2 separate regions of the Homo sapiens genome follow, and region 2 is linked to region 1. A link is a loop called in an ENCODE intact Hi-C map of the cell type or tissue named here. Cell type or tissue: chondrocyte. All regions are shown on one strand. Each heading gives the region's core, and the rest is flanking DNA. Links, peaks and the distances in the headings are about the cores only. Region 1 holds the start of ZNF454 (zinc finger protein 454). Region 2 overlaps ZNF354B (zinc finger protein 354B).

Region 1 (15,825 bases), core at 5,630-13,629:
ACCTCAACAGATTAATAAATAAGGAAGAAATTATAAAAGGTATTAGCAACTCCTCAATTAAGGAATCACCGAGCATTGGTGAGCCTTTGGCTGAGCATTCCTTTACGTTTGGTGAGTGGACAATTTATATGTAATTAAAACTATTTTGGAGAAGGGAAAAAAGTGCAACACTTGAAGGGTCGGGCGAGTCTCCTGCCGGCTTCATGCTAACCCTGACTTGCCTCTTAAAAGCAGCATTACATCAGTCCAAATTAATTCAGCAGTTGAGGCTCCATTTTCTGCGAAGTGGAGTCAGTCATCCTTGCCTCACAGGTTATAAGGATGAAAAGGCGCAGCCAACACAAATCCCCCCAAATCTCTCAGCACGGTGCTGATCCACAGGTGCTCAAATGTCAGCTTTCTCCCCTTCCCCTAGCTCATGGCACAGAGAATAGAAAAACTAAGAAGGAAAGCTATTTACCAAGGACTTTTTCATATTATGATTAAAAATAAGTGTCAGCCAGGTACGGTGGCTCACACCTGTAATCCCAGAACTTTGGGAGGCTGAGGCTGGCGGATCACTTGAGCCCAGGAGTTTGAGACCAGCCTGGGCAACATAGTGAGACCTTGTCTCCACACACAAAAAAAGTGTGCATTCTAAACCATGACTAATTAGTGCAACAATGGAAAATTACTAGATCCAATTCCTTGAAAACCTATTATCATTGCTCTCTATGGTCTTTGATGTCTTAGCCAGTCATTAAGAATGAAACAGAGGCCGGGCGTGGTGGCTCACACCTGTAATCCCAGCACTTTGGGAGGCTAAGGTGGGCGGATCACGAGGTCAAGAGATCAAGACCATCCTGGCCAACATGGTAAAACCCCATCTCTACTAAAAATACAAAAATTAGCTGGGCATGGTGGTGCACACCTATAATCTCAGCTACTTGGGAGGCTGAGGCAGAAGAATCACTTGAACCCAGGAGGCGGAGATTGCAGTGAACCAAGATTGCGCCACTGCACTCCAGCCTGGTGACAGAACGAGACTCTGTCTCAAAAAACAACAACAAAAAACAAAAAAAAGGAAATGAAACAGAAATAAGAGAAAAAAACTAAAAATGAATCCAACAAATATGTTGAGAATGAACATGAATTAGAAACTGACAAGTGACAATAGTAGCTATTTGAAAATGACCAGCACGTCATCATAGCAGAAATTCCCAGTGGACAAAAAACAAAATAGATCTATTTTTTAAAAATATAACCTTATTAGGAGGCTGAGGTAGGAGGATTGAAGTCCAGAGTTTGAGATCAGCCTGGGCAAACTACTAAAAAAAAAGACCAGGCACAGTGGCTCACGCCTGTAATCCCAGCACTTTGGGAGGCTGAGGGGGGCGGATCACCAGAGGTCACGAGTTTGAGAACAGCCTGGCCAACATGACAAAACCTCATCTCTAGTAAAACTACAAAAAATTAGCTGCGCGAGGTGGCAGGCGCCTGTAATCCCAGCTACTTGGGAGGCAGAGGCAGGAGAATCGCTTGAACTCGGGAGAACGGAGGTTGCAGTTAGCCGAGACTGCACCACTGCACTCCAGCCTGGGTGACAGAGTGAGACTCCAACTCAAATAAAATAAAAAATAAAAAATAAATAAAAATTAGCCAGGCAGTGGCAAGCAGCTGTAGTCTCAGCTATTTAGGAGCCTGAGGTTGCAGTGAGCCATGATTACACCACTGCACTCCAGCCTGGGTAACAGAAGGAGACTGTGTCTTCAAAAAAAAAAAAATCTGTGTACATATAATTTATATCAATTATACATTATGTAAATTTATTATTTATTTTTAAATATAAATTATATAAATTCATAGAATAATTTATATAAAATATATATTAAATTTTACATAAATTAGATCTACATATAAAATTTTAATAGGAAATGGGAAAGCTATAAAACTTTCTTGAGACATAAATTAAGTCTTCTCTGACGTCTGACTGGCTAACTGCTAATCACCCTTCCCAAACCAGCCTCAGTGCGGCATCTCCACGAAACTCAGAAATCATGCCTGCGGGAACAGAGTGTGGGCAGGGGCCCAGATGCACTGAACTGTGGTTGGCTGTACCTTCATGTCATCACCCACACCTGACTATGAAATCTCTGTAGGCACAAAAGTCCTCTTCACCTCCATACTCCTCTCTCAAGGGTGCAATGAAGAATTAGACTCCATGAATCATGAATGAATGGATGATTGAATGATTTAGGTGAAAACAGTGATGCCAAGGTGGTAGAACTGTGGATGAATTTCTTTTAATTGCCTCCATTTTTGTTATAAGACTATTTGTATAATACAGAATAAAATATTTAAAATGCCTTAGTTTGGTAATGGAATATACAAATTCATAGACTATTCAGAATATTATTGGGTATATTAAAAATTGTTTGTTGACAACTGAGTTTTAGAGTTAAGATTTTTAATTTCTAGACACATGAGGTGGCTCACGCCTGTAATCCCAGCACTCTGGGAGGCTGAGGGGGGCGAATCACTTAAGATCAGGAATTCGACACCATGCTGGCCAACATGGTGAAACCCCATCTCTACTAGAAATACAAAAATTAGCCAGGCGTGGTGACACACGCCTGTAATCCCAGCTACTCGGGAAGCTGAGGTAGGAGAATTGCTCGAACCCAAGAGGCGGAGGTTGCAGTGAGCTGAGATTGCGCCACTGCACTCCTGCCTGGGTGACACAGCGAGGCTCCGTCTCAAAAAATAAAAAAAAATAAAGAGATATTTAATTTCCATAACAAATTGGGTTCTAGATATTCCAGGTACACAGTTATTTATTGTAGGATATAAATTCCCGCCTACTGCATTGGGTTACCGTGAAGAATCTGTAGCAAAAGGTTTATAAAAATACTCCACAGCCTGCAAAATGCTAGCTGACAGGGAGACGCTACAGTGCTTGGATAAGGCACCAAGCTCTCTCGAATACTGGGGATTAAGGGAGAAAAACACACCACTGCCCTTAAGCCACCGATACAATGAGCTTCTCAAGACAAGTAACCATCACCAAACTGTCATGTCTTTTGTATCCCCAGGCAACAAGTCTGTGCCACTTACTAGGTGCCAAGCACTACGCTAGGTGTGAGCAACACAGCAAAATATACAATAACCTGGGCTCCATGGCACTTGCAGTCAAAGACAATGGCCAGCAAAACGTAGAAGATAAATAACCCACGTGGACAAACACATATGGAGGTAGTTGAAGACAAGTGCAATGTGTAGCTAGAGGAGATACCTTGTGGGCACATGATAACTGGCTCTTAACACCAGAAGCTGCCATGCTGTGGCTCCTCATGAGAGAAGGGCAGGCAGAGACTGCACTGTCAGATGCTGAACAGGACACCCATGAATGGGGGTGTGGGGAGAACTGCCCAGATGAAGTTGAGTCTTTTCTAGACCAGAGACTCTACTAATCTACGCCAAACAGGGAGAGAAGAAAAATCATTGCGGGGAGGGTCCAGGCCTGCTACATGTTGGTAGTGCAGGCTGGAACAAAAGTAGCAACAAGGTATTCAGGTGAACGAATGTGAAACAGGCTCTTTCTCAATCCTCAGGCAGGTGCATCTGCAAGCCTCCCTGCCTTCCCTACGGAGCCTTCCCTACCCAGCAGGGCTCCTCCCGGTGTCTCCCACACACATGATTCTTACCAAGACAGAAGCCTCCAGGGGTGTCCTCTGGCATCCACACTTCCCTTTTTTCTAGCTGGGAAAACGTATCTGGTTTGGGTCCTAAGAGTCCTGTTTTTAAGGGGAGACAAAAATGAACCACATCTGTTTATACGAGAGATAAAAATCACTGCAAAGACAAAGCCTGGTCCTCAGAGCTTGCTGGGAAATGGGACTTGATAGGAAAGCCCAGGGTCAGGTGTGTTCCCAGAGGGAGGAAAAGATTACTCAGGCCTGACACAATCTTATCCCATGTTCCCCTCCTTGCCAGAAAGAAAGCATTTGACCCTAGTCACTTTTGAGGCATCCGCAGTGGACTCCAAAAGAGGCCTGTGCCCAGGACACCAAGGACAGGTAAAATTAATGGCACCCTTGAAGACAGCGTCCTCAGTTGGTCCAACCGACTCTTCTATATGGTGTCAATGTAAGGGTCCCAAAGAGATCCCCAAAAGTGAAGAGAAACCTTGCAGGGGTCCCACTTACCCAGTGAGACCAGGTTGCTGTAGTTCTCCAGCATCACGTCCCTGTACAGGGCCCTCTGGGCGGGGCTCAGCTGCCCCCACTCTTCCTGGGTGAACAGTATAGCCACATCCTTGAAGGTCACCGATTCCTGCAACAGCAAATTCATTCTCCTTGACCAGGGGCTACCCCTGCACATGGTTCTCTGGAAAAGAGACTGGCAGCCCCTAGGAGCTTGTGCGCATTTACAGGACTGCTGGCACACAGGGAGCTGGCGTTCTGTGACAAGTTCATCACTCTTCAGGGTCTCCTAGGGGCCTAGCCTTGGACTAGACATTGCTCTCCACGCTGAAGAAACATATATGGTGGCGAAGATAGGCTTTCTCAGCACTGGGACTTCCAACTTGCCATTCATTTAGCCCAGAACATTTTCTCCATCTCCCTCAAACCGCCTAGCCCTGCCTCTCCGCTCACCCCAGGGGACCAAATCCTACGCAGGTCTCAGCATAGACACGGCTCACTCAACACCGCTCGCTCAGCGCAGCCTTCCCTGATGGCTCCTACAGTTGCCTATGAGGGCCCATCAAGACACTGTCCCATTTTATTGTGATGTTTGGTTTACCTTCAGTCTCCCCCGCTGGACTGTTAACTCCAAGATGTGGACTGTCTGTCTCTACATCTCTTGGCCTTCCCTGCATCTGGAACACGGCCCATGTACTCGACACCTATCTGTGGCTGCTCAGCAACTCCTGCTTTTCTTCAGTGTGTACCTCCCCATCCTCAACACACACACACACCCATACCCACACCCCCCCACACACAGAGACACACACACACAAGCATACATACCCATACCCTTCCACATACACACACACACAAAACACACACCCATATCCACACCCCCTACACACAGAGACACATACACAAGCACACAGACACACACATACACCTATATACAAACACAGACCCATACCCACACCCCCCACACAGAGATGCACAGACACAAGCATACACACCCATATCCCTCCACATACACACACACGACACACCCCCCCCACATTCACATACACACACAAGCATACACACACCCATATCCGTACCCCTCACAAACACACATAAACTCACACACAGACACAGAGACACACACACACAACCCATATCCATACACCCACATACAAACACACACAAACATACACAGACAGACACGTACCACACAAGTGCGCATGCACATACACACAACACATACCCATACCCATACCCCAACATACAAATACACACACAGAGACACACACACAAACACACAGACACATACACACAAACTCACATACAAAGACACAGCCCTACACATCCCCCAGACCCTCAACACACACACGACACACACGCACACATGCAAGCGCGCACACACACCCGAACACACACACCCCCCCACAAATACCCCCACACACACCCTGTGACACACACCCTCAACACACACACACACATGCACACGTGTGCACATGTGCATACACACACATGGGTCCCATGGAACCAGTCATTCTGCACAATAGGAAACTTGTTCCTTCTGATTAGAACTAGTCCCTTTCTTAGAAACTCTGAGAGGGGGTCACAGAGGAAAGTCTCTCTGTCCTGACACACAGGTGTAGCCGAAACCTAACCTAGCATGTAAAATCCAGTAGCTATCACAGCTCTTGTCTTCCCAGTTGGCTGAGAAGTTAAGGGAGCTGGTGTTCACTGAGAAAAAAGAGGTAAGCAGAAGCCCAGAGAAGGAACCAAAGGTCCAAGAGAAAGGACTCTCAGGTTATTGTAGATCCCACTTCCACAGTCAACATCTAGCTGTGTCTTTGCCTTTGCATTTGGGGGAACACCTCCATATCTTTCCAGTCAGTGCCTGCTTCTGCCTGAGGCAGTCTGAATTAGGTTTCCGTTACCTGCACCCAGAGACTTGGCCCATGACAGGCAGTCAAGAAACACTTGGATGGAAGCCATGAACCAATTTGTCAGGGCCCATTTATCGTTCACTTTGTATTTGTAGCCCAGATCATAATTCCTGGCACATTTTACAGCCCTAACATATGTCTGCTGAATGGCAACCAAATCAAGGCAGCCTATAAACACAAGATAAATTGTATGACACCGACAGTGACTTTGAGGAAAAGGTTAAGGAAGGAAAATATCACAGTAGACTGGCACTGTGGGTGCGGACAGGTTTTGCAGAAAAAGTGGTGCATGAGAAGGGTCCTAAGTGACAAGTCAGAAGCCAAGAGGAGGAGGGGAACAGCCGGTGAGCTGTGCTATGTTGAACATGGCGCTCCCACCTAGCTGGTCATCCTTTCCAGTGATTCCTGCCACACATCCCAGTCCTTGGGGAGGTTTAAATGTGAAGGAATTAGAACAATTTAACCAAATGTATCAGAATGTATATGCCCAAATGAATGCTGTCTCCTTCAAAGCACAGTCCATATTCTTTTTTATTTTTTATTTTTGAGATGGAGTCTCGCTCTGTCACTCAGGCTGGAGTGCACTGGCACAATCTTGGCTCACTGCAAGCTCCGCCTCCTGGGTTCACGCCATTCTCCTGCCTCAGCCTCCCGAGTAGCTGGGACTACAGGCGCCCACCACCACGCCCAGCTAATTTTTTTTGTAATTTTAGTAGAGACGGGGTTTCACTGTGTTAGCCAGGATGGTCTCGATCTCCTGACCTCGTGATCCGCTGGCCTTGGCCTCCCAAAGTGCTGGGATTACAGGCGTGAGCCACCGCGTCTGGCCCATATTCTTATTCTAAAGATGCTAGGACTGCTCAAAGCGTTTTAGGAATTTATAGGACTTTTTGGCAGAATAGTCTTTTGAATAATTTCATTGGTAAAAAAACCAAATGTCATAAAAGAAAAAGAGTCTAGTAAATCACACCTCCCCAGAAAAGTGTTCCTACAATGCCCTTCTTTGAGCTCTGTGTGAGATACTGCCCTGATATAGTTTGGATGTATGTCCCTTCCAACTCTCCTGTTGAAATGTGACCTCCAATGTTGGAGGGGGGGCCTGGTGGGAGGTGTTGGATCATGGGGGTAGATCCCTCGTGAATGGCTTAGTGCCATCCTCTTGGTGATGAGTGAATTCTCGCTCAGTTGGTTCACGTGAGATCCAGTTGTTTAAGAGTCTAGGACCTCCCACTTCTCTCTCTTGCTCCCTTTCTCACCGTGTGATACACCTGCTCCCCCTTCACCTTCTGCCATGATTGGAAGCTTTTAAAGTCCTCATCAGAAGTGGATGCTGACACCATGCTTCCTGTACAGCCTACAGAACCGTGGGCCAATTAAACTTCTTATCAATTCCCCAGCCTCAGATATTTATTTAGAGCAATGTAAAAAGGGACTAATACATGCTTTTACCACTTCAGATCCCTAATCTTACTTGCTAGTGAAAAGAGTACAGGTTTTGATTTCACAGGGACCTGGGTTCCAGTCCCAGCTGTGACATTTATGTGACCTTTAGCAAGTTATACAGCTGCAACACCCACCAGGATGAGCCGGATATGGGGCGGGGTTGGAGGGTGTTGGTTGGGGAGAGGCAACTGAGGTCAGTGTCTGGGTGGGACTGGATTGGGAATAAAGCTCCCGGTCTGAGGAAGCAAACATGCCACACTCTTCAAATCCAGAAAGCAATTTAGGGGGAAGAAACCCCCACTCACCTGGACCATGGTTGGCAGGTGGCTGACAGCCATTCTTTCTTCTCCGATGAGCCCTCTTAGGGACAGGCAAAGTGCTATGGAGGCAGGTGTGGAGCTTCACACCTGCAGGACTCCTCAGGCTAGAAGGGTCCACACACCTGCTATTAGGAGAGAACTGGGTCAAAAGCTCTCATACAGCAGTCCAGAGCGAGGCAGTGAGCATTCACATCCTGGGAGGCCTCCAGTACCCCAAGCAGTGAGTGTTTTGGTTCCTGTTTGCTCCCCATTCTCTCTCCTCCTTCTGAGGGTACTATACATTGACTTTTCCCTGCAGAAAGCCTGCTCCAGGTCCAGTTCTCATGCCTTCCACCCACCCTCTGGTCTTTCCCTTCAGCCTCACTGAGCGATCTCAAGAGAATTCTTTTTTTGTTTGTTTGTTTGAGACAGAGTCTCGCTCTGTCACCTAGGCTGGAGTGCAGTGGCACGATCTTGGCTCACTGCAACCTCCGCCTTCCGGGTTCAAGCGATTCTCCCGCCCCAGTCTCCGGAGTAGCTGGGATTACACGCACCCGCCACCACGCCCGGCTAATTTTTTATATTTTTAGTAGAGACCGGGATTTCACCATGTTGGTCGGACTGGTCTCGAACTCCGGACCTCAGGTGATCGGCTCGCCTCGGCCTCCCAAAGTACTGGGATTACAGGCGTGAGCCGCCGCACTCGGCCGAGAATTATCTCTTTAACAAGTTATTCAGCTCCAGAACCCACCAGGATGTACCCGAAAAGGTGGGAGCGCTGGGGAGAGGCAACGGAGGGCAGTGTCTGGGTTCGACTGGATTGGAAGACCGCTCCGCTCTCCCTCTGCGGCTTTGGAACAGCTGCCTTATCTGGCAGTGACAGGAGAAGAGGAAAAGGAGGGTGGTCTTCTTCCTCCTCAGAAAGGAGGCTAAGAAGGCTCTTCACTGTCGAAGCCTCTCAGGCAAACCCTTCTCTGGCCTCAGTGTTCTCACTCTCTGGGGCCCAGTCTGGGTGGCCTGGAGTCACGGGTGGGCAGAAGCGGCGTTTGTGTGAGCTGGGCGGGAGGGGAGAGGGAAGGGTTAGGAACCCTAATCACACACAGCCCCGTCCCGCCCCTGCCGCTTCGCCAGGTCCCTCGGGGGCTGTGGCAGGGGCTGCGCAGCGGCTGCCTCCGGCCTTGGCGAGTTCCTGGCGCAGGACTCGGAACCACGCCAGGCGTGTATCTATCACCTGAGAGGAAACCCTGGGCTTCTCGGAGTCCGCTCCAAGACACATGCCAGAGGCCCTGGCTCCATCTCCTCCACAGGCACTCACAGACTCGACCCTCAGCCCAGGATGACCACCCCTGGCCGTCCTCCCTCTCTGGGATCAAATCTCAGACATACATTCCGGGAAGTTTGGGGCATTCGATCAGCGTCCTCCAGAATGGACCACAACCCGCACCTCCTCGGCTTTGCCTCCGCCCTTCTCCCCAGACGACCTCACGACCGCTCCCGCTCTCCCTCTGCGGCTTTGACCACCGTGCCTGGTCAGCCCCGTGTCGCTCTTCGAGGAGCCTCTGCCGGCGGCGAGAGATCGCAAGCGCCACATCGCAGTCAGAACACAATGAGCTGGAGTCTGCAGCCGGGAGCCGAACTGCGCTTGCGCGTTGCCCTGGGAACCCTTGGGCCGAATTCCCACAAGTCTCAGGGCTGCTGCAGTTCCGCCGGCCAGACTCCACTTCCCAGAGGGACAATCGGCGGAGACAGTGCTGCCTTGCGCCTGCGGGAACAGGGCCCGGCCCCGGCGCTTTAGGCGCGGAAACTACCTTTCCCAGAGACCCCTCCACGCCGACCTCAGCGCGCTCATTGCAACTTACAGAATCGGTTCCGTTCCGTTCGCTTTAGAACCAGGTCTCTGCCTTGCACTAAGGCGCAGGAAGATGCAGATCAGCGAAAAGCTGAAGATGGGGCAAGGGAGGTTAGTCCAGGGGAGCGACGCCCGATCGCTGACGAGAGAGGATCGGGAGGGTCCGGAAGACGGAGTGGGAGGCGACAGGGCGCGTTCCTGACTGGGACCGCGCCGAAAAGGCCTGGAAGGCAACAGAATTGCCCCTTGGCCTGGCAAGCGCCCGACACTTCCAGCCTGGCACTGCGGGCGGGCCAGCGTGTGCTGGGGTGGCGACGCCACAGCCACTAACGCGTGTGCGGTGCGGGAGGACAAGGATGTCGGGCAGGGATGTCCTGCTTGGCACCTCAGGACAGAGCCCATGGTGGCTGGCGGCCCCTGGAATGTTCGGGACGCAGAACACTTCGTGCTTGGGAACTTCTCAGAGGTGGGGACGAGGGAGAGGAAGGCGCCTGGATGCCAGGAAGTCTCCATCTTGGACAGCTGGGTGGTATTTAAGAAGGTGGTATTTATTTTTGTCGACCATATTTTGCAGAGACTGGCAAGGATGAGATGATGCCTAAGAATATCCAACTGGAGATACTTAGTTGCTTTTGAATAGGTAATTTGCATGGAGCTCAGGAAGGAAAGATGAGAGGGTTTTAACTTTGTTGGTCGTTAAAAAAAATCAAGAATGTGACCTGTTTGTCACATACGGAATTGTTGGCCACGTTTTAGGAAGCAGTGTCAGTGACTACAGCATTCTGTTTGGAGTTTTATTGAAGATTTCATTCCATAGACACTTTGGAGCACTTATGTGTCAAGTGCTTGACAAGGCCAGGGTCAGCCGCTGTGCAGCCCCTGTAGCAGTTCCCAGGGACCCGGCAAAGCACCAGAGGGGGAGGATGTTGTGTGAGTATCGCTGGTAACCCTTCTCTCTCGCCTCCCTCGTGACTCCAGGTCACTCAAACTGGGCTCCAGAGAGTAAGAACCCCGAGTCCAGGGGCTGGAGAAATAGCTGTGAAAACCCTGCACTCATGGAGTTTTAATTGTACTAGAGGAGGGGTCAGACAAGTAGAAAGTATTTATCTGGTAGTGATAACACTACTGTTAGGGGTTAGGGTGTGATGGGGCGGGGAATTATTTCAAGCAGCAGTTTTGGAAGTTCTCTTTGAGGAGGTAACACCTGAGCAGAGATTTGAATACAGTGAGGGAAGAAACGATGTGACTGTATGGGTAAAGTGCCTTCTAAAGGGAGGGAACAGAAATGCTGACCAGAGAGAAGTGTGCTTGGTGAACTCCAGGCTTGGCAAGGTCAGTATGACTGGCGAGGGCCTACTGAACAAGGAAGACTGCGAGATGCTGTTGCAGGAGTAACTACAGGCCTTGAAGGAAGGAAATTTGGATTTATTTCTGTGCCTGGAAATGATTAGATTTGAAAGAGTGACATGGCTGGGCACGTTTTGATAGACGCACTGGTCAGCTTCAAAGAAGGCAGACAGTGGTGGGGCTAGAGGGGATACAGGAAGACCAATGAGGAGGCAATGACAGCAGTCCACAATTACAAGTAGCCTCCCACAATTATATAACCTTTCCACAAGGCATTTGCTTTGAGAGCCTAATGATTCTAAGATATTGAAGGGTTTTGGGTGCTATGCTCAGGAGTTTGGATATTATTGTTTTCAGGAATTTAAGAATGATAATATGTATTGAGCACTAACTACATGTTGGGAGTTTTTTTGTTTGAGACACAGTTTCACTTTTGTTGCCCGGGCTGGGGTGCAATGGCATGACCTCGGCTTACCGCAAGCTCCGCCTCCCGGGTTCAAGCAATTCTCCTGCCTCAGCCTCCCCTGTAGCTGGGACTACATGCATGCGCCATCACGCCTGGATAATTTTGTACTTTTAGTAGAGATGGGGTTTCCCCAGGTTGGTCAGGCTGAACTCCTGACTTCAGGTGATCCGCCCGCATCGGCCCCCTAAAGTGCTGGGATTACAGGCATGAGCCACTGCGCCTGGCCATGTTGGGCACTTTTACAAGCACTTTACATTATCTAATGCAACCAAAAACTGAGGTTTGCCCTATTAATAAATGAGAAAACTGAGGCACTCATCTGTTAAGTGCCTTGCTCAGGTCCCATGTCCTTGGAACCAGGAGTCCTTCTCCTGTTGATGTTGGAAGGTTCAAAAGTGCTCTTATTACTTGTCACCCAGATGGCAAAGAACTGACATACAAAGGCCCAAGTCTTCCAGAACTGAAAACAGTAATAAAACCTTCATTTATCTGACCCATTTGTCCTGGTGATGCTGTAGTCTGTTAGGAGTACCTAACAGGTGCCCTTCCACAGCCAACTAAAAAACAAAACTATTCAAGCTGAAGAGAAGCAGTGAAACCTCTGATATGAAGCCTGACACACCCTTTGACTTTAGCCAGGACTCACACACTATATTGTTCTGAGTATTCACTGAGGAAGCCCCCGCTTCTGTCAAGGATTCTCATCAGGAACCAGTCTCCTCGGAGAAAGGAGGTTAAAACGTGGTCTGGAGAACCCCTTTCCCTTCTGCTCTATTAACTATGGATATGCAAATGAACACTTACATTTGACCAAGACCTCCATCACCAGTCTGCTTACGCTTCCCCAGGACAGTGGCTACGTGCCAGTAATTCCTGGTGTCCATTTGCTGAGCCCTGTTGGGACCCTTGAAGCGTGATATAATAAGGTCTTCCTTTAGCCTCATTTCTTCCTGCTTCTTGACTTCTACTCTATGCTTAAATCATACATCTCTTAGAATTTCCTGAATATACACTATGCTCTCTTAGCCTCTCTTGCCATTACTCCTATTCTTCCCTGCACCTTCTCATTTCCTCCCGTCTTCTGTTCACCCAACTAGTTCACTCTTATGGCACTGTGTGCTAGGAGCTACTTGACAGCAGAGAGCAGGCGTCATTTACCCTGGAATTCATAGAAGCTGACTTATGCTAGGAGCTCAATAAATGTTAGTTGCTTGAATGAACTACACTATGAGTAGGAACAAGGTCTTACTCATCCTTGTCACAATAACATGCAGCACAGGCCAATTACTTATGAGTCTCTTGACCACAGACCATCAGATCATGCCAATGTGTATATAGGCAGGGAAATAACCTACCTCAATTAAGTTATAAGCATTCATAAATTTTTCAGAGACCCTTCTCCTCCAGATCTGTTGTGATATTTTTCAGGAGCCAGAGGCAGTTGGAAGCTATGCAGTATCTAGGAGAGGGGTACTGGCACCATATTCTGCAGCTCCACTTTTATTCGTTAAAGAACCCTGACTGGTAACCTCTTTAAATGCCCAGAGGCCCATTTCACAGAGCTCAAGTGGAGGGAATGGCCCTATTTGAGTCTTTTGAATGATGATCCAGCCATAGAGGAAATACCCTGGTCACCCAATTCTCTATAGTTCCAGAGGGCGCTGTGTTTCTTGCTACCTTCAGAGTTACCCTAGTGCATCCTAACTCCTGGTTTATTTCAGACTTCCCTACCTTGAGCTCCTTCTGAGCTCTAAATCACTAGCAACTACTGAGTAGGTGCTCAGTAACTATCTCATGACATATTGGTCGTATCTGTCAGTTTGCTGCACACCGGCCCGACTGCATGGACAGCGATCACATGGCGGGCCTCCTCCCACCAGCTGACTGGATGGGTACTTAGCCAGAAAAGGTGACTTGTGAGGCTTGTCTTAAAAGGATGATCTGGACCAAATGGTTTTCTTTCGTGGAATTTTAGAATTAGGACAGACACTTGGATGTTAGAAGATGAAAGTTCACTAGATAGGAGAGCTGATACTGACATCTTGGGTCATGTGCAAATTTAATCGTAAACAAAGGAATCCAACCACCAGTGAGGGGATGGACAAAGCAGTAACAGAGCCCATGTGGTGGTGGTAGCAGTGGCGAGGGGTGGGGGACGAAGACAGAGGGAGAGAGCATGCACACGTCCTTGGCTGCTGGTGATTCCCAGGTGCCACAAGGCCTGGCTGTACTGTACTTTAAGTTACCAAAAAATCCTCATATATTACTGAAACTTCAGTTCTGCCTGAGAACGGACACTGAAATGAAGGGCCCTCTCTCCCAGACCCTTATACTCCCAGTACTCCTCCCAGTTGGATTCCTTTGCTTACAATTAAATTTGCACATGACCCAAGATGTCAGCATCAGCTCTCATATCTAGTACTTTGATCTTCTAACACCCAAGTGCCTCTGTCCTAATTCTGAAATTCCACAAAAGAAACCCAATTGGTTTCTTTATTGTTTCACAAATAAAGAGCACCCTTCCCTTCATTCCAAGTTTGGAGGCTGGAGGAGGATGGGGCAAATCATTGACACTGAGATTCTCCACTCTTCTGCCCTCGCCTCCTTCCACACACATACACTTCTCAACTCAGCATGCAGATCCTGGGTCTCCTTGCCTATACTCAAATACAAACCATTGGAGTTAAAACAGAAAGAAGGGGGAATAAAACATCAAATTAGCTGTATCCTCAGGAACTTAGATTTTTAATAATCTCTCTCTTCTACAGGGTCTCCTCCTTCCTCTTCAGATATTTTTTTTCTTGTTCCCCACATGATCTCAAGAGAGAGAGCTAGAGGGGAAGAAAGGAGGCAGACAAAAGAAATGGGTAGAAAATAGATGGAAATGATAATGACAGCAGCAAAATAAACGCTCAGAAGGCAGGCACAGGACAAGAGAGAAAGGGAAAAATGAAGGGTTTTGAAGCCTAGGATGGATGCAATGACTCAAAACTGGTAAAATATTAACCTTGAGAGGTCACCTAGCCAAGAGAGACTGGAAGACTGGATGCTGAAGGTTCAAACAGTTAAGAGTTCACAGGAACTTCCTCCGTTGCCACCCACGAATGTCTTCTGTACCCATCATTTGTGGCGTCACATCTCTCCCAGGGAAAAGTTTCCTTCCTCCTGTTGAAAGTGATCCCTGCAGCCTCCACCTGTGTTCCAGATCTTCCCACTTTGAGCTGCGTGTCCCCTCCTTTCTGGACCTTCACTCTTCCACACCTCTTTTTTCAGTTATGAACTTGCTCAATCCTACCTTAAATCATACAAACACTTCCTGGCAGATTGTTGGCTGGCTAAATCAACACCATTCTCAACCCCCCTTTTTTTGTGCCTGCCTCCTCTATAGAGGCTGGAAGGGTTAAATACTTCTTTCCACAGCCTTCCTTGTGCTAGGGGGTGGCCATGCAACACAGCTGTGGTCAATGAGATATAAGCAGGAGTCTGCTGAGTGGCTTCTGGGAAAAACTCTCCTGATCGAAGGCACTAAATGTTGCTGGTGCTCTCCTCCCCCTTCCCTCCTGCCTTGAATGCAGATACATTACTTGATACTATGGCCATCATGATGTAACCATGATGGAAACCACATTAAACTCAAGACACTGAATTGTTTTATCTGTGAAGAAGTGACAGCCACTTCCAGATTTGTTATGTGAGAAAACTAAATCTCTACTTTCTTACACCATCACGGACTGGGCTTTCCATTGCGTGCAGCCCACAGCTCTTCTGGTACGCTCCAAGCCCCAGCCTCCCTCTATAGTTACCTTTCTGAGTTTCTCCCACCTCAGTAAGGCTGCTAAGTTCTTCTGAACATTTAACTCACTCTTCAACCCACTCAAACAGAGGTGTTAAGCCATCTGTCTTAAACTGATAGCCCAAACAAAAGGACATAGTTCTGGTTTTTTGTTTTTTTTTGAGATGGAGTCTTGCTCTGTTGCCCAGGCTGGAGTGTAGTGGCACGATCTCGGCTCACTGCAAGCTCTACCTCCCAGGTTCATGCCATTCTCCTGCCTCCTCAGCCTCCCGAGTAGCTGGAACTACAGGCATGTGCCACCATGCCTGGCTATTTGTGTGTGTGTGTGTGTGTGTATTTTTAGTAGAGACAGGGTTTCACCATGTTAGCCAGGATGGTTTTGATCTCCTGATCTCGTAATCCGCCTGCCTTGGCCTCCCAAAGTGCTGGGATTACAGGCGTGAGCCACTGCGACTGGCCGACATAGTTCTGTTTTTATCTTTGCCCTCCATAGCATTTCACAGTATTAACTATTCCTATCGCTGTGTTAAA
Region 2 (15,825 bases), core at 4,900-12,899, 60 kb after region 1:
AGTGTGGATGAATAACCTAGCTCTTGGCACTCTCTGATACCACCCAGCAGGGGTTTTATGAGCCTTCTTTTCATCCTTACAAGGGCAGAAGTTTAGACTTCCCACTTGGCTTTTGCTGGTGTGTATAGTCATGGGAGCAGCTTTATCTGGTTGTGTGACCAAAGTAGAGTGGCTGTCTAAAGTTTTCTGTCTTGCTAGACAGAACTTGCTAAACTGCCCAATTCCTGGTCCTTTGAGTAGAGACAGTAGACTTTTCTTAGAGCTTCCTTTTTTGGTGGGTCTCTGTTGGTGTTTCTGGGTTTTCCATCTTCTTCAGCTCCAAGTCTGGGATATATGAGGCAAAAAGAATCACCACTGGCCAGGCATGGTGGCTCACACCTGTATCCCAGCACTTTGGGAGGCCAAGGCAGAAGGATCACTTGAACCCAGGAGTTGGAGCCTGGGAAACATAGGGAAACCCACCCCTACAAAAAAAAATAGCCAGGCACAGTGGTGCATGGTACAGGACTGTGGTACCAGCTATTTTGGAGGCTGGGGTGGGAGGATCACTTGGGCCTCGGAGGTCAAGACTGCAGTGAGCCGTGATCACATCATTGCATTCCAGCCTGGGAACGAACAAGACCGTCTTGAAGGAAAAAAAAAAAAAAGACTCACCAGAGTCTTATGTTTATTTATAATATACAAGGTTTCAGATGTATGGGATAAATAAGGAAAGGTACATCTGTCTATTCCATCTTCCTGGAATAATCTGATTTTTAGGTTGAAAATTTAATTCGTAATACATAATTATTTTATTGAACAATATATACCAATATAGTGTTTTATTGAACAATATATACCAATATAGTGTTTTATTGAACAATATATACCAACAGGAAAATAGTAAGATTTCTTTGGAGTTCTTTTTGTTCTCAGATCAACTCATCTTGAAATCTCTACACAAAAATTCATACGATGAAAATTTTAAATTTTGAGTTGATCTATACCATATACCACCAAGACCCATAAAGCAGGATATTACATAATAATGTAGAATTTCTAGAGCTGAAAAGGCTAGACACCATGTAACTTGAAGCAGAATGGGGGCTGGAAAACATACAAGTTTCTTGACTGTTCAATGCTCTCACAGAAAGTTATATAAGAAAATAAAATATTTTCATTTTTTATAGATCTTAGAAATTACATTACTGAAATAACTGACTTTACAGCTTGGAACAGACTGAACTATGATACTAACTAAATATCTTCTGATCTTGAAAGACTAATTGCACCTAAATTTTTAAAAATATAACCATGTCAGCTTTAATTAAGAATTTTACTATCTGTAGTATTTGGCAAAATACCAGAGCAGTTTGGGACACCAAGAACAGAAATAACCTTTTTAGTTCTCATTAAGAACTCTTCTCACAGACTCGCCCAAAGACCTACTCCCAACAATCAGTCCTTCAGTTTCTCAATGATCAGATAATCTTTGAATCATTTGATCATAATCAGAAATGATCAAATAATCTTTGAATCATCTATTCTATCAGATAATTCTTCCTAAAATAGTCTCAAATTGGTCATTTGCTCCTCAGAAATATAGTGAATTAATATGTCCATCATCATATCCAAACTCCTACAGTCTTAGACAGCATTCAAAGTCTCTGACAGGGTAACTGTAGCTTTCATTTCAAATATTTTTATTTTATCCTACCAGGAGCCCTCTACACCAGCAAAGCCAGTCTCCCTACAGGTCCCTACAAATGCTAGATTTATTCTTCCTCTGAGCCTTTTGCTCCCAGGCCTTGCCTTCCAAGAGTACCTCATTTCCATGTATTATTACATCTTTCCTTGAGACTTGGATAATTTCCTTTTGCTCTAAGTTCTTAGAACACAACGTTGGGCACTTCATCAGGCTTCTGTTTACTAAGGAAGAAACCTGATCTTATATACATATACACATACATGATGATATATCATGACCAAGTAGAATTTATTTCAGGAATGAAACATTGGTTAACACCAAAATTCAAACAATTATCTATTAAAAGAATGAAGAGAAAAACAAAATGATCATTTCAACCAATGCAGAAAATGGACATGACAAAATACTACTCCCTTTTATGATAAAAACTCACATCACACTAGGAATATGAGGGAATGTCCTTATTCTGATAACAGGGATCCACAAACAATTTTTCTGGCAGGGGCAGGGGTGGGGGGGCGCATGTGGGGGAGGCAGAGTCTTGCTCTTTCCCCAAGCTGGAGTGCAGTGGTGGGATCACAGCTCACTGCAGCCTCAACCTCCTGAGCTCAAGCAATTCTCTTACCTCAGCCTCCCAAGTAGCTGGGACTACAGATGTGCACCACTATGCCTGGCTAATTTTGTTGTTGTTGTTGCTCAGGCTGGTCTCCAACTCCTTCCTGGGCTCAAGCAATCCTCTTGTCTTGGCCTCCCAAAGTGCTGGGATTACAGGTGTGAGCCACCATGCCCAGCCTGGAAAGAAAGCTAACATAATATTAAATAGAGAAATATACTTATCATTTCTATTCAACAATGTACTGGCCTGTACTAGTGCTATAATGTAAGAAAAATAAAATGTATTATGATTGGAAAAGAGAAACAGAATGGAAATTATTTAGATTATCATTATGTGTAAAATATCCAAAAAAATCTACAAGCAAGCTATTAGAAATAAGTGAATTTAGCTAGGTTGCTGGATACAAGGTCAATATACAAAAACCAATTATACTTCTATATACTAGGAACAAACAGGAATGAAGTTTTAAAATACAATTTGCAATAATACCATGAACACGTCATGCCTCCTTGCCTTGCTCAAGCTTTTCTCCAATTTGGAATGCCTTTCCATCTACCTCCACATGCCTGTTGAACTCTGACATTTCTTTGCAGTCTCCTCAGATTTACCACTTTTTAAAAAGCATTTTCTCTCCCTCCCTGAGTAGTTTTCAAACTTTAATTCACCAGCAAATTTTTTCCTTATAATTAAAAATAACAACTATCAAATACATGAAACTGACAAACATGGAGCTTTCTTATAGAAACAAGGGTAGGAAATAAAACTCAAGAGCCTTGACTTCCCAAAAAACCTCCAGGACAAGGATTGAAACTCATTAATTTAATATCATTAAGCACTCAAATATCCAAATTGAGACTCTTAAAAAATGAAGTCTTTCTCCTTAGAGAAAATGAGTCAGCAGGCAGAAAATTCCTTCACCTCCAAATCACTTATCTGTATTCCCTTCTTTATGTGGGCTTTTCCATCCCTGAAATTAAGGTTAATTCCTCCACCTATGCTATGACTCCAATTTATTTCACAAAAGTTGTTCCTCCCAGCAATGTCTTCTTTAATCTACCCTCAACATGTGCATACATTATTAAACCAGAAATGGTCCCTAAGTCATTCTTCCCTTCAATTATATTTGAAATAGTCTTCAACAGCCTACTTGTTCACCCTCCTTCAGTGAAATTTCTCTTGCCAAAGTCTACAATTATCTCATTTACCAATTTACTCTCCTTATTACTTCCTTTATAGCACCTGACACTACTGCCCATCTGAGATTCATTTATCCCTTGGGTTCAGTGACATCACTCTTCTGCCTTTTCTCCTACATACAGGGCCATTCCTTTTCATCTTTGCACAATTCCTTCATCTACTTCTTGTATATTGATGTTTTCCTGGGTTGTATCCATGATCCCTTTCTCATTCTAATCTGTACATTCTCATGGCCAATTTACATGTGCCAAGCTTTTCACTAACTATATCTTAATTACTCCTAACTCAAGCCATCCAGCTCAAATTGACCTTTTGGGTTTGGATGACTCATTTAACATGTATAAAATCAAACTGTTTACCCCTATATTGCCTACAAGGCATATCACACCACCATCCATCCAGGTAAAGTTAATCTACCCTGTGTGTCAATCACCTTCCCCAATTATTTGATTGCAAAAACTATGCCTTATCTATTCTTACTACATTAGCATGTGCAACATATTCTTCACTGACTATCCTTGCTTGAGCTTAGAGCCTCCTTCACCCATCACTGGAGGCTGAATTCTAGGCTTCAGTCTGTTCAGCAGTCTTCAATCTCCTAAATTCATCCTCTACACATTCGTGCAATACAGTTTCCATCACTTAAAGTCGTTACTTAGTACCCTAAATTTCAGAATAAAATTCAAATTCCTTAGTTTGGCAAGTAAGACCTTTTGTTACCTAGCCACTGCCTTCTTCTCAAGCTTTTCTTTTTCATTACTTCCTATAGATTCTCTACAAATGTAATATGCTGTCACCCACCCACCCTACACCTTTGCATATGTGGCTCCCTCTATTCAGGATCTCACTTCATGAAGAATACCTACTATTCTTCCAAAACTGGGCTCAGACATCATGGTCTCTGGGACACTATTGCTGGTCTCTCCTGGTCTGCTTGGTTAGTCTTCCATATTTCTGCATCCCATGCAAATCTCTCCATTTGTATTCTGCAACACAGCATCACAGCTTAACTATTTATCTGTGAAAACCCCAACACATTATGATTTGCTTACTCCCTTTAACCTCCTCTTCTCCACCCACTCAATTCATGACTTCTTTAAGGTCTGTTTCTTTCTTCTATACAATTTCTAGCGCTCAGGATAATATCTGGCCCAAACTCAGGCTTAAACAAACATTTCTAAGTAAATCAGTTTTGAAATTTACAATTATTTTTAAAGAATTTCCTTTGCAGTCTGAAACTTTTAAAACCCCACGAGGAAAAAAAACTTTTATTTCATAAACTGATTCCTTCTGAAGACTGTCACAAGTGATAGGCTCTTTAAACAATTAGGATTTCATCTGCAGCCAACTAAAAAAATATTAATAGCTTTAACCTTGAAGTGATTGCCTAAACAAACAAAATGCTTCAACCTAAACTATCTAACATTACTGTTCAGAGCATAGCAAGTATGGTTTCATAATAAATATGACTTCAAGACAATAAAGAAAAAATTCTGAAAACAAAACTAGGAAATGTATAGAAAATATGGGAGGCTATTAGATGTTGTTTGGACATGACTACAACAAAGAAGAGAACAGATTTTTTCTTTTTTAATAAAAGCCATGCACGAAGTTTGACAGTAAGTCAGGAAAAGGTAAATTCCAGGCACTAAGAGGTAGTTCAGTTAGTTTTTATCTCTTATTGGTCCTTTGCTCTAATACTGCATATATATATATATTTCAGGAGAAAGTGCGAATGTAGTCCCCCACTACCATAAATTATGCAGTTGAGTTTTCCACATTTTGGGAAATTGAAGGGGTCAGCACATCTGGAGTGCAATGGATAAGCCTTGCCCTGGGAAAACCACCTTCGTGATCATGGTAATCTTCCCTGCCAGGTAAGTATATATTGCATATATTTTTAAGATCAATTGTTTTGTTTGCTATTAAAATGTTTGCTGTAATAAATATGCTTATATTTATATAATAGTAGTTTATACAAATGTTTTTCTAATGAAAAATTCAGCACCTCAGCACCCAGACTTTTCTTTTTTGCATGTCATAGATAGCATATATTATATAAAGAGATTTTATAAACATACCTTTTATCTTACAAATGGCCAATTTCAATGTCTGCAACAGTGAACTGTCTCGGGATATTTTAAAAAGTGAGTGACAAGTATAAAAGCTTTTCCCATAAGTTATTACATAGCTAAAGTTTATTCTTAAAACTTAGTATCTGATGAGAACTAAGAGTTTTCTCATATTCATTATATTTAATAAATCACTCTCAAGCATGTATTCTCTGATGAGTTTTGGTTTAAGGCTTTCACACATGCAAATCGGCTTTTAAGGAGTCCTCTTCAATGTGAATTTTATAATGATTAGTAAGGGATGACCTCTGGCTAAAGAGTTTCCCACATGCATTACATTCATAGGGTTTCTCTCCAGTATGAATTCTTTGATGTGCAATAAGTGATGAGCTTTGTCTAAAAGTTTTTCCACATGTATTACATTTAAAGGGTTTTTCTCCTGTATGAATCCTCTGATGTTGTATAAGAGCTGCACTTTGGCCAAAAGACATCCCACATTCTAAACATCGATATGGTTTCTCTCCAGTATGAATTCTCTGGTGATTACTAAGCGATGAGTTACACCTGAATGTTTTGTCACATTCGTTACACTTATAGGGTCTTTCTCCAGTATGCATTCTCTGATGTTGAATGAGAGCGGAACTCTGTCTGAAGGCTTTTCCACATACTTTACATTTACATGGTTTTTCTCCAGTATGAATTCGCTCATGAATAATAAGTGTTGAGTGGGAGCTTAAGGCTTTACCACATTCATTACAATTATACAATTTCTCTCCAGTATGAATTATTCGGTGTCTATTAAGTCGTGAAATAGAAGTAAAGCCTTTCCCACATTCATTGCATCTATAGGGCTTTTCTCCGGTGTGAATTCTTTCATGTTGAATAAGAGAGGCACTCTGGCTGAAGGCTCTCCCACATTCACTACATTTAAAAGGCTTCTCTCCAGTGTGAATTCTCTGATGATAACGAAGGGATGAGCTAGACTTAAAGGTGTTGCCACATTCATTACATAAGTAGGACTTCTTTCTGAGATGAATTTTCTGACTTCCAGAAAGGGAAGTGCTGTAACTGGATGCCTTCCTGCCTGGATTGTATTTATGGGGATTTTCTTGAGCATGGATTTTTTGATGTATAAAAAGCCCAGACCTTCGACTGAAGGATTTACCACATTCTTTACATCTATAGCATTTCTCCACAGTATGGGTCCTTAAATGCTTACAAAGGGATGCACTATGGCTGAAGGCTTTCCCACATTCTTTACATATATAGGGTTTCTCTCCTGTATGAGTTCTTTGATGTTGAATAAGAGCAGAACTTTGGCTGAAAGCTTTTAAACATTCTTTACATTTAAATAATTTTTCTCCAGTGTGGTTTTTCTGATGTTTACGAAGGGATGAATTGTGAATGAAGGCTTTTTCACATGTACTGCATTTATAGCGTTTCTCTGCTGTTTTGATTTTTGATTGGTTAAGTAAATTTGAATTCTGCTTGAAACTATTTCTTTGTATTTCACATTTTGATGGAGTTTTTTCTTTAGCAAATCTCTGTTGCTTAATGAAGACTGATTTCAGGTAGAAGTTTTGGCCAAATTCAACATTTTTATGGCTTCTATCTACAGTAAGGATTTTTGTATGGGCAACTGAAATTATTTGTAAATTTTCATTTTTGTCCTGCTGTTTCTTTAATTTCTCTTCATATATGCAGGATCTTTCTGATATGAAGTTCCAGGGTTCATCCCTTTTCAATCTTTTCCTTATCTGCTCCTGAAATGAATCCTGAGTTTGAGTTGACTTTGTCATTTTAGGTGTGCTCTTACATCCTGAAAAAAGAAAAAAAGAAAGCAACAGCCCATGATTCATGTGATTGGCTGAGACTAAATGTGTAGAAGGGATTAATTGTATCTCAGTAAGGGTTTGCTATATGACTAAAAGAGGATAAAATTCTAAAAAACACTATATAAAATAATGGATGACAGCTGAACTGATAAGTGAACAAATGAATAAAACAAACTCAGTTAAGGCGGGTGAGTGTGTAAGAGTGACCAAGAGAATGGAGCAGAAGGATCAGAGGAGGAGGAGGCATATGAATTTAGGAAATATAATCTAGTACCCAAAGCCTATGATGGACTCATAAATTACCCCATTCCTGTAATTATTTATACTCCTGAATGTCTTCCCTCCTTTTCCTACATTCTGAACTCCTTTGTATCCTTCAGACTCAGTTCAAATGTTAACTCCTCTGTGTACCTTTTCCTAACTTTGAGTTCCAACAACTCACTCCCCTTATTATAGCACTTATTATAGTACATTAAATGCATTTAAGTAAGGAATAATACACATCTAGAGATGCTGAGAAAATGTTCAGCAAAATTCAGCACCACAGACAATAAACACACTCAAGCAAAAATGAACTGAGGGATACTTCCTCAACATAATAGAATACATAGACCTTTGTCCTAAAGCTAGTATCTATTAAATACACTAGAGCTATTTCTGCTATGCTGAAGAACAAGGCAAAGACACCCATTATTTTCCCTACAATTTAACACTGTACTAGACATATTAACCAATGCAATCAGGCAATATAAATCAATTAGATATGAGTAAAGAGAAAGTAAAACTACCTCTATTTGCAGATAATATTAAAAAGTCCAGAGAATGGATTGAGACCATCCTGGCCAACACAGTGAAACCCCATCTCTACTAAAAATACAAAAATTAGCTGGGCATTGTGGCGCACGCCTGTAATCCTAGCTACTCGGGAGGCAGAGGCAGGAGAATTGCTTGAACCTGGGAGGTGGAGGCTGCAGTGAGCCGAGATTGCGCCTGGGTGACAGAGCGAGACTCCATCTCAAAAAAACAGTCCAGAGAATGAATGATAAAACTCACTGAAGTAGCTGGATATAAAATTGACATATTAAAATCAATAGCCTTCATTTATACTAAGAATCACAGTAAATTTACAAGTAATATGAAAAATCTATATAAGGGAAATTTTATACCAGTCTTGAATGACATTAAAGTATATCAGATGAATGACATTAAAGTATATCTGAACAAATAATCACCTCTCCTATTCTTGGATGTAATAACATTATACAAATGTCAGTGCATTAAGACAAGATACAGATAAGGATTTCTCAACCTCAGATGACATTTTGGGCTGATTTTTTAGTTGTGTGGATAGGGTGGGCTGCCCTGTGCATTGTGGAATGTTTAGCAGCATACTTTTGATCTCCACCCAACAGACATCATAGCACCTGCCCCTCACAATTCCTCCCTCCAGGCTTGCGACAAGCAAAAATCTTTCAAGACATTGACAAATGACAGAATCAGTCCTGGTAGATAATCACTGGAACAGATGAAACAAAAATGATCTTGAGTTGGCCAAGCGTGCTGGCTCACACCTGTAACCCCAGCACTTTGGGAGGCTGAGGCAGGTGGATCACCTGAGGTCAGGAGTTTGAGACCAGCCTGGCCAACATGGCGAAACCCTGTCTCTACTAAAAATAACAAAAATTAGCTGGACTTGGTGGCGGGCGCCTGTAATGCTAGTGACTAGGGAGGCTGAGGCAGGAGAATCACTTGAACCCTGGGGGCAGAGGTTGCAGTGAGCCAAGATCACACCACTGCAGTCCAGCCTGGGCAACAAGAGTGCAACTCCATCTCAAAAAAAAAAAAAAAAAAAAAAAAAAAATGACCATGAGTTGACAACTACTGAAATTGGGTGATGGGCTGGGTACAGGTACAGTGGCTCCTTCCTTTAATCTCAGCAATTTGGGAGGCCAAGAGGATCCCTTGAGCCTAGGAGTTCGAGATCAGCCTGGGCAATACAGTAAGATCCCATCTCTAAAACAAACAAAATAAATTAGCTGGGCATAGTGGCACTCATCTGCAGTCCTGGCTACATAAAAGGCTGAGGCAGGAGGATCACTTGAGCCCAGGAGGCTACAATAAGCCATGATTATCTAATTCCACTCCAGCCAGGGTGACAAAGAGACCCTGTCTTTAAAAAAAAAAAAAAAAGAGGAGGCCGGGTGCAGTGGCTCACACCTGTAATCCCAAAACTTTGGGAGGCTGAGGTGGGCAGATCACAAGGTCAGGAGATCGAGACCATCCTGGCCAACACAGTGAAACCCCATCTCTACTAAAAATACAAAAGTTAGCTGGGTGTGGTGGCGTGCCCCTACACTCCCAGCTATTCAAGAGGCTGAGGCAGGAGAATCACTTGAACCCAAGAGGCAGAGGTTGCAGTGAGCCAAGATCGTGCCACTGCACTCAAGCCTGGCAACAGAGTGAGACCCCGTCTAAAAAAAAAAAAAGAAAGAAAAGGAAAAAAAGAAATTGGATGACGAATACATGGGAAGTCATTATATTATTCTACTTTTTTGTTTATTTATTTTGAGACGGAGTCTCGCTCTGTCGCCCAGGCTGAAGTGCGGTGACGTGATCTCAGCTCACTGCAACCTCCACCTCCTGGGTTCACACCATTCTCCTGCCTCAGCCTCCCAAGTAGCTGGGACTACAGGCACATGCCACCACGCCCAGCTAATTTTTGTATTTTTAGTAGAGACGGGGTTTTGCCGTGTTAGCCAGGATGGTCTCAATCTCCTGACCTCGTGATCCACCCACCTTGGCCTCTCAAAGTGCTGGGATTACAGGCTTGAGCCACCACGCCCAGCCTATTCTCTCTACTTTTATATATACTCGAACTTTTCCATAACAAAACTAAAAATGAAGTTTTCTTCCACTTTCTGTCCTTCCTTGTAACAGGAGTGAGTGGGTTAATCTTTTTCCTTTTATAGCCCATGCCTACTAAGAAAGCTGCAATTTAAAAACTCTGGTTTCTGGGCCAGGCACGGCGGCTCACACCTGTAATCCTAGCACTTTGGGAGGCTGAGACGGGCAGATCACAGGAGGTCAGGAGTTCAAGACCATCCTGATCAACATGGTGAAACCCCCTCTCTTCTAAAATACAAAAATTAGCTGGGCATGATGGCGGGTGCCTGTAATCCCAGCTACTCAGGAGGCTGAGACGGGAGAATGGCTTGAACCCAGGAAACGTTGATTGCAGTGAGCCGAGATTGGGCCTCTGCACTCCAGCCTGGGCAGCTGAGCAAGACTCCATCTCAAAAAACAAAAACAAAAACAACTCTGGTTTCTGCAAAGAAATCAGCACACAGGCTGGGCACAGCGGCTCCCGTCTGTAATCCTAGCACTTTGGGAGGCCGAGGCAGGGAGATCTCTTAAGGTCAGGAGTTTGAGACCAGCCTAACCAACATGGTGAAACCCCATCTCTACTAAACACAAAAATTAGCTGGGTGTGGTGGCACATGCCTGTAATCCCAGCTACTCGGGAGGCTGATGCAGGAGAATCGCTTGAAGCTGGGAGGCAGAGGCTGAAGTGAGCCGAGATGGCACCATTGCACTCCAGCCTGGGCAACAGAGTGAGACTCCAGTTCAAAAAAAAAAGCAGCACACACAAACAACAAGGTCCTAAAAAATATATACTTTAAAAACATACTTTCAGCCGGGTGTGGTGGCTCACACCCGTAATCCCAGCACTTTGGGAGGCTGAGGCGGGTGCATCATTTGAAGTCAGGAGTTCGAGACCAGCCTGACCAATATGGTGAAACCCCGTCTCTACTAAATACACAAAATTAGCCAGGTGTGGTGGTGCATGCCTATAATCCCAGCTACTTGGGAGGCTAAGGCAGAGAATAACTTGAACCCAAGAGGCAAAGGTTGCAGTGAGCCGAGATTGTGCCACTGCACTCCAGCCTGGGTAACAAGAGCAAAACTCCATCTCAAAAAAACAAAACAAAACAAAACAAACAAAAAAACCTCCAAGTGGAAAATTTAAACATTTATCAAATGACAAAATGTATGTTTATTTCTTTTCAGAGCAAGAGTGGAAGTTTATTTTAAAAGGCTTTAGAACAGGAAAGAAAGGAAAGTATACTTGGAAGAGACCTAAATGGGCACCGAGGTTAAGTGCCATAAAATGTACATTTAAAGAGTAAATATCAAACAAAGCCTTCTGGGTAGCTGAAGATAATGATGGATGTGTGACAAGCAACCTATCAAAATCTCTTCCCCAAATGATAAGAATTAACTTCATAACTGTAACTTTTTTTTTTTTTTTTGAGACGGAGTCTCGCTCTGTTGCCCAGGCTGGAGCACAGTGGCATAATCTCGGCTCACTGCAAGCTCCGCCTCCCGGGTTCACGCCATTCTCCTGCCTCAGCCTCCCAAGTAGCTGAGACTACAGGCGCCCGCCACTACGCCTGGCTAATTTTTTGTATTTTTAGTAGAGACGGGGTTTCACCATGTTAGCCAGGATGGTCTCGATCTCCTGACCTCGTGATCCGCCCGCCTCGGCCTCCCAAAGTGCTGGGATTACAGGCGTGAGCCACCACGCCCGGCCTAACTGTGACTTTTATGCAAGACCTCACCCTCAGCATACTACCCAATAGACATCAGTAGCACCTCCCCATCAGAACTCCAGATGGTGGCATACTACTTACATACTTAAAGACAGAAAATGCCAAAAGTGCAAAATAAATGTAAGGTAAAAGAAAAAGTAGATGTCAGGGAAGATGGTAGAGTAGGAAGCACCAAGGTTCTATCTATCCACCTAGACAACTGAGGTGTCAGAATCTGTCTGATACAACTATTTTGAAACTCTGGAAACTATATGAAGGCTTGTAGCTTCTAGGGGAAGGCCTGGCCAGTCAAGTGAAATTAATATTAGTTGGCAGCAGCTACCCATCTCCAATCTCCTCATCTCATGGCTTGAAGCCGTACTAGCATCCCTAGCGTGGCCTTTGGTGGCCAAAGTGGCAATAAAGACCTTGTTCTCCAAATAATGGGGATCTGGGTTCTGACTGCAAATTACTGCTTTGAATCACGGAGGTGCAAACACAAATGCAGGCTGCCATTTTTGCAATCCCCACTGACCTGATGTGGCTTCCAGAGGATTTAAGGAACAGTGCCTACTTTTTTCCCCTTCTGTTCCCCTCTTTTTCTGCTTTGGGGAATCAGACATTAAGGATAAGGACATTTGGCCTGGTGGCTCACACCTGTAATCCCAGCACTTTGGAAGGCTGAGGTGGGCGGATCACTTGAGGTCAGGAGTTCCGAGACCAGCCTGGCCAATGGGGAAATCCTGTCTCTACTAAAAACATAAAAATTAGCCAGGTGTGGTGGTGGGTGCCTGTAATCCCAGCTACTCAGGAGGCTGAGGCAGAAGAATCGCTTAAACCCAAAAGGTGGAGGTTGCAGTGAGCTGAGATCACACCCCTGCAACTCCAGCCTGGGTGACAGAGTAAGACTCCATCTCAAAAACAAAACAAAACAAAACAAAGAACAACTGCACACATGGGGAATTTAGAAAGTCACTGCACAAGGCCAGGGAAAGACGTGGGCTCAGAAAAAAATGTGAGAAGACCTACAGGTTATACTTCAGGCTAATTCCTGGACTAGTGCCACCCTACAGCAATAAGAAAACAAAAACCAAAACAAAACAAAACCCAGCAAATCTTACAGAAGTGGGAAAATCTGATCCCGAGTTGCAACACTGTAAGACAAAAAAAAAAAAAGGCATAAAAAAATAGGAAAGTATGGTTCAGTCAATGGAAAAAAATAAATAGAAAACATCTATGGAGAAGACCAGATGGTGGCATGCTACACAAAGACAACTATCATAAAGATGCTCAGAGCTAGAGGGAAATATGAATGACTCATGAAAATAATGAACAAATCGAAGTATCAATAAAAAGAAAACAAAAAGAAACCAAGAGGAAATTCTAGGAGTTGAAAGCATAATAACTGAAATGAAAATTTCACTAGGGAAATTCAAAAGGTTTAAGCGGGCCATAGGAAAAATCAACAAAGTTTAAGATAGGAAAATTAAAATTCCTTGAGTCTAAGGAAGAAAAAGTAGAAAATACTTAAAAAGTGAACAGAACTTAAGGGCCATGTAGGATGCCATCAAGCAGGCCGAAATATGCATCGTCCTGGGACCCTCGCATGGTCACACCAGCCCTGCCTAGGCTCTCGGGCCAGTAGCAGCTCTGTACTTCCCTAGGTCAGAGCTCCCGAAGGGAGAGGCAGGCTGCTATTTTTGCTGTGCCACAGCCCTCACTGCTGTTGCCCTCAGGCTCTGGAGGGGGCACAGTGATTAGGGACTGGAACAGAACTCCAGGAAGTGCACAGCTGCCTCACAAAACGCGGCCAGACTGTTCCCCACACGGGTCCCCATTTCCACTTCTCCTCACTGGACAGGGCCTCCCGACCTGGGACTCCAGCACAACCATCAAGCCTACCTGAATGCTTCAGTTGGAGGTGGCTCTGCATTTCTCTGAGGAGGAAATCTGAGAGAGAACCCATAGCCCCTCCACCACTATAGCTAAAATGGTACCACACTATCCACCCTTGGGTTGGGAAGGAACACAGGGCCCGGTCGCTACACTGGTACCTCTAGTACACTACAGCCACCATATGGAGATGAGCCCAGTCTCTCTACCTTGTGAGCTCCCATAGCCAACTCTTCACCAGGCAGGGACCCTGGCTTTGGACAGCAGAACAGCCGTCCCTCCCCTGGCTGAGCATTCCCACTGGTAGTGGCTCTGTCTTCCCTGAGGAAGGACTCCCAGAGGCAACTGATAGCCCCTATGCCACTGCCACAGCAGCAGTCCTACACCTGCTGCCCTCAGTCTGGGGAAGAAACAGTGAAGCCTTCATCTGGGCTTCTAGCATGCCACAGTCACCATATGGACAGGAGCCCAGTCTCTTCTCCCTGTGAGAACCAATCCCTGACTCTTCACCAAGTAGATCCCCCACCTCAGGCCAGCAGGGTAGCCACCTCGCCCCTCGGCTGAAGATTCCCAGTAGCAGTGGCTCCATGTTTCTGAGGTGGAGCTGACAGAGGCAACCGAAAGTCCCTCTGTCACTGCCACTGCAGTGGTATTGCCCTTGCTACCCTTGGACAGAGGAAGGAACAAAAACCCTGAGTACTTCAGCTGTACCTCCAGGAAGCTGCAGTTGCCATAAGCAGCAGTCAGTCTGTCTCGCTGGTGACCTCCCTTCCCCTGCCAGCTCCTCCTGCTCCTCACCAGGCAGGGCCTCCTTCCCCATCTTGGGCACAGGGCAGTCACCCACCCTGGGCCGACTGCACTGATTGACAGTGGTTCTGCATCTCTTTAGGGTAGAGGCCCATAGACAAGTGAAAGGCTCTCTGCCACAACTACCACCAACCGGAGTCCCTTCCCCTGTTGCCTCCAAGCTAGGAAGCGAACATAAACCAAGATCACCCCAGAGCTATGGTGGGCAGCCTGGCAATGCTAAGCTGAGATGTGCAGCCAGCACTCGAGTGGGAGAGGAGCCCACATTTTCAGAGCACTGAGGGGCACGGCTGCAATCTTGAGGAAATACAGAGGAGTCACATAGCTGAGTAAGAGCCTACCTACTGGCCATAACACTTAAGCCCATCTACCAGACCACAGCCCAAACTTTAACACCAAAATTACTTTGCTAATATACCCCTCTGTGAAACTAGGACAAGAATTCAGCTACAAATAAACACCCTGCATAAAACACTGGCCCTCTGAAAACATTCAAAAAGAAGTCAACTGACTATACTCAAATTACATCACAGTTAATGAAACATTAAGCTCACACAGATGAAAAAGAACCATCATGAGAACTCTGGCAAATCAAAAACCCAGGGTGTCTTCTTTCCTCCAAAAGACTGCACTAGTTTCTCAGCAAGGGCTCCTAAGCGGCTGAAATGACAGAAACAGAACTCAGAACATGGACAGGAACAAAGATCATAAAGATTCAAGAGAAAGTTGAAACCCAATCCAAGGAATGTAAGGATTACAGTAAAATAATAGAGGAGGTGATAGACAAAATGGCCATGATAAGAAAGAACCAAACTGATCTAATAGAGCTCAAAAACATACTACAAGAATTTCATAATGCAACTGAAATGCAGAACAGACCAAGCTGAGGAAAAAATCTCAGAGCTCAAAGTCTGGCTCTCTGAACTCAGCCAGATAGACAGATAAAAATAAAGAAAAAGAATAAAAACCAATGAACAAAACCTGAGAAATAAGGGATTATGTAAAGAGACAAAATCTACGACTCATTGCCATCCCTGAAAGAAGTGGGGAGAAGGCAAGTAACTTGGAAAGCACATTTCAGGATACTATTGTCCATGAAAACTTACCCAACCTTGCTTGAGAGGCCAAT

Evidence for each region. Hi-C counts contacts between places; a loop is a spot of excess contacts. Peaks named below come from ENCODE experiments on the same cell type or tissue, not always from the same donor. Only the 100,000 strongest peaks of a DNase experiment are listed, where the experiment ranks them.
Region 2: a loop joins it to region 1, with 9 times the contacts of the local background. A loop is called at or near these places in 14 of 110 quality-filtered maps.

Annotation. Positions count from the first base shown.
Region 1 is chr5:178,934,845-178,950,669 of GRCh38, reverse strand. It overlaps ZNF454 (zinc finger protein 454), which reads right to left and starts at 9,472. Exons shown (of 5, transcript NM_001178089.3): 1 at 9,226-9,472; 2 at 7,846-7,985; 3 at 4,185-4,311; 4 at 3,684-3,773. The coding sequence starts at 7,878. It overlaps ZNF454-DT (ZNF454 divergent transcript), which reads left to right and starts at 9,655. Exons shown (of 1, transcript NR_186409.1): 1 at 9,655-11,994. In chondrocyte, for the core only: no CTCF peak of the experiment used is centred there; DNase peaks (open chromatin) are centred at 9,016 and 9,499.
Region 2 is chr5:178,874,275-178,890,099 of GRCh38, reverse strand. It overlaps ZNF354B (zinc finger protein 354B), which reads right to left. Exons shown (of 5, transcript NM_058230.3): 5 at 5,080-7,391. The coding sequence ends at 5,809. It overlaps LOC107986493 (a long non-coding RNA gene), which reads left to right and starts at 14,044. Exons shown (of 3, transcript XR_001743039.2): 1 at 14,044-14,055; 2 at 15,751-15,754. It also overlaps the pseudogene RNU1-39P. In chondrocyte, for the core only: no CTCF peak of the experiment used is centred there; no DNase peak of the experiment used is centred there.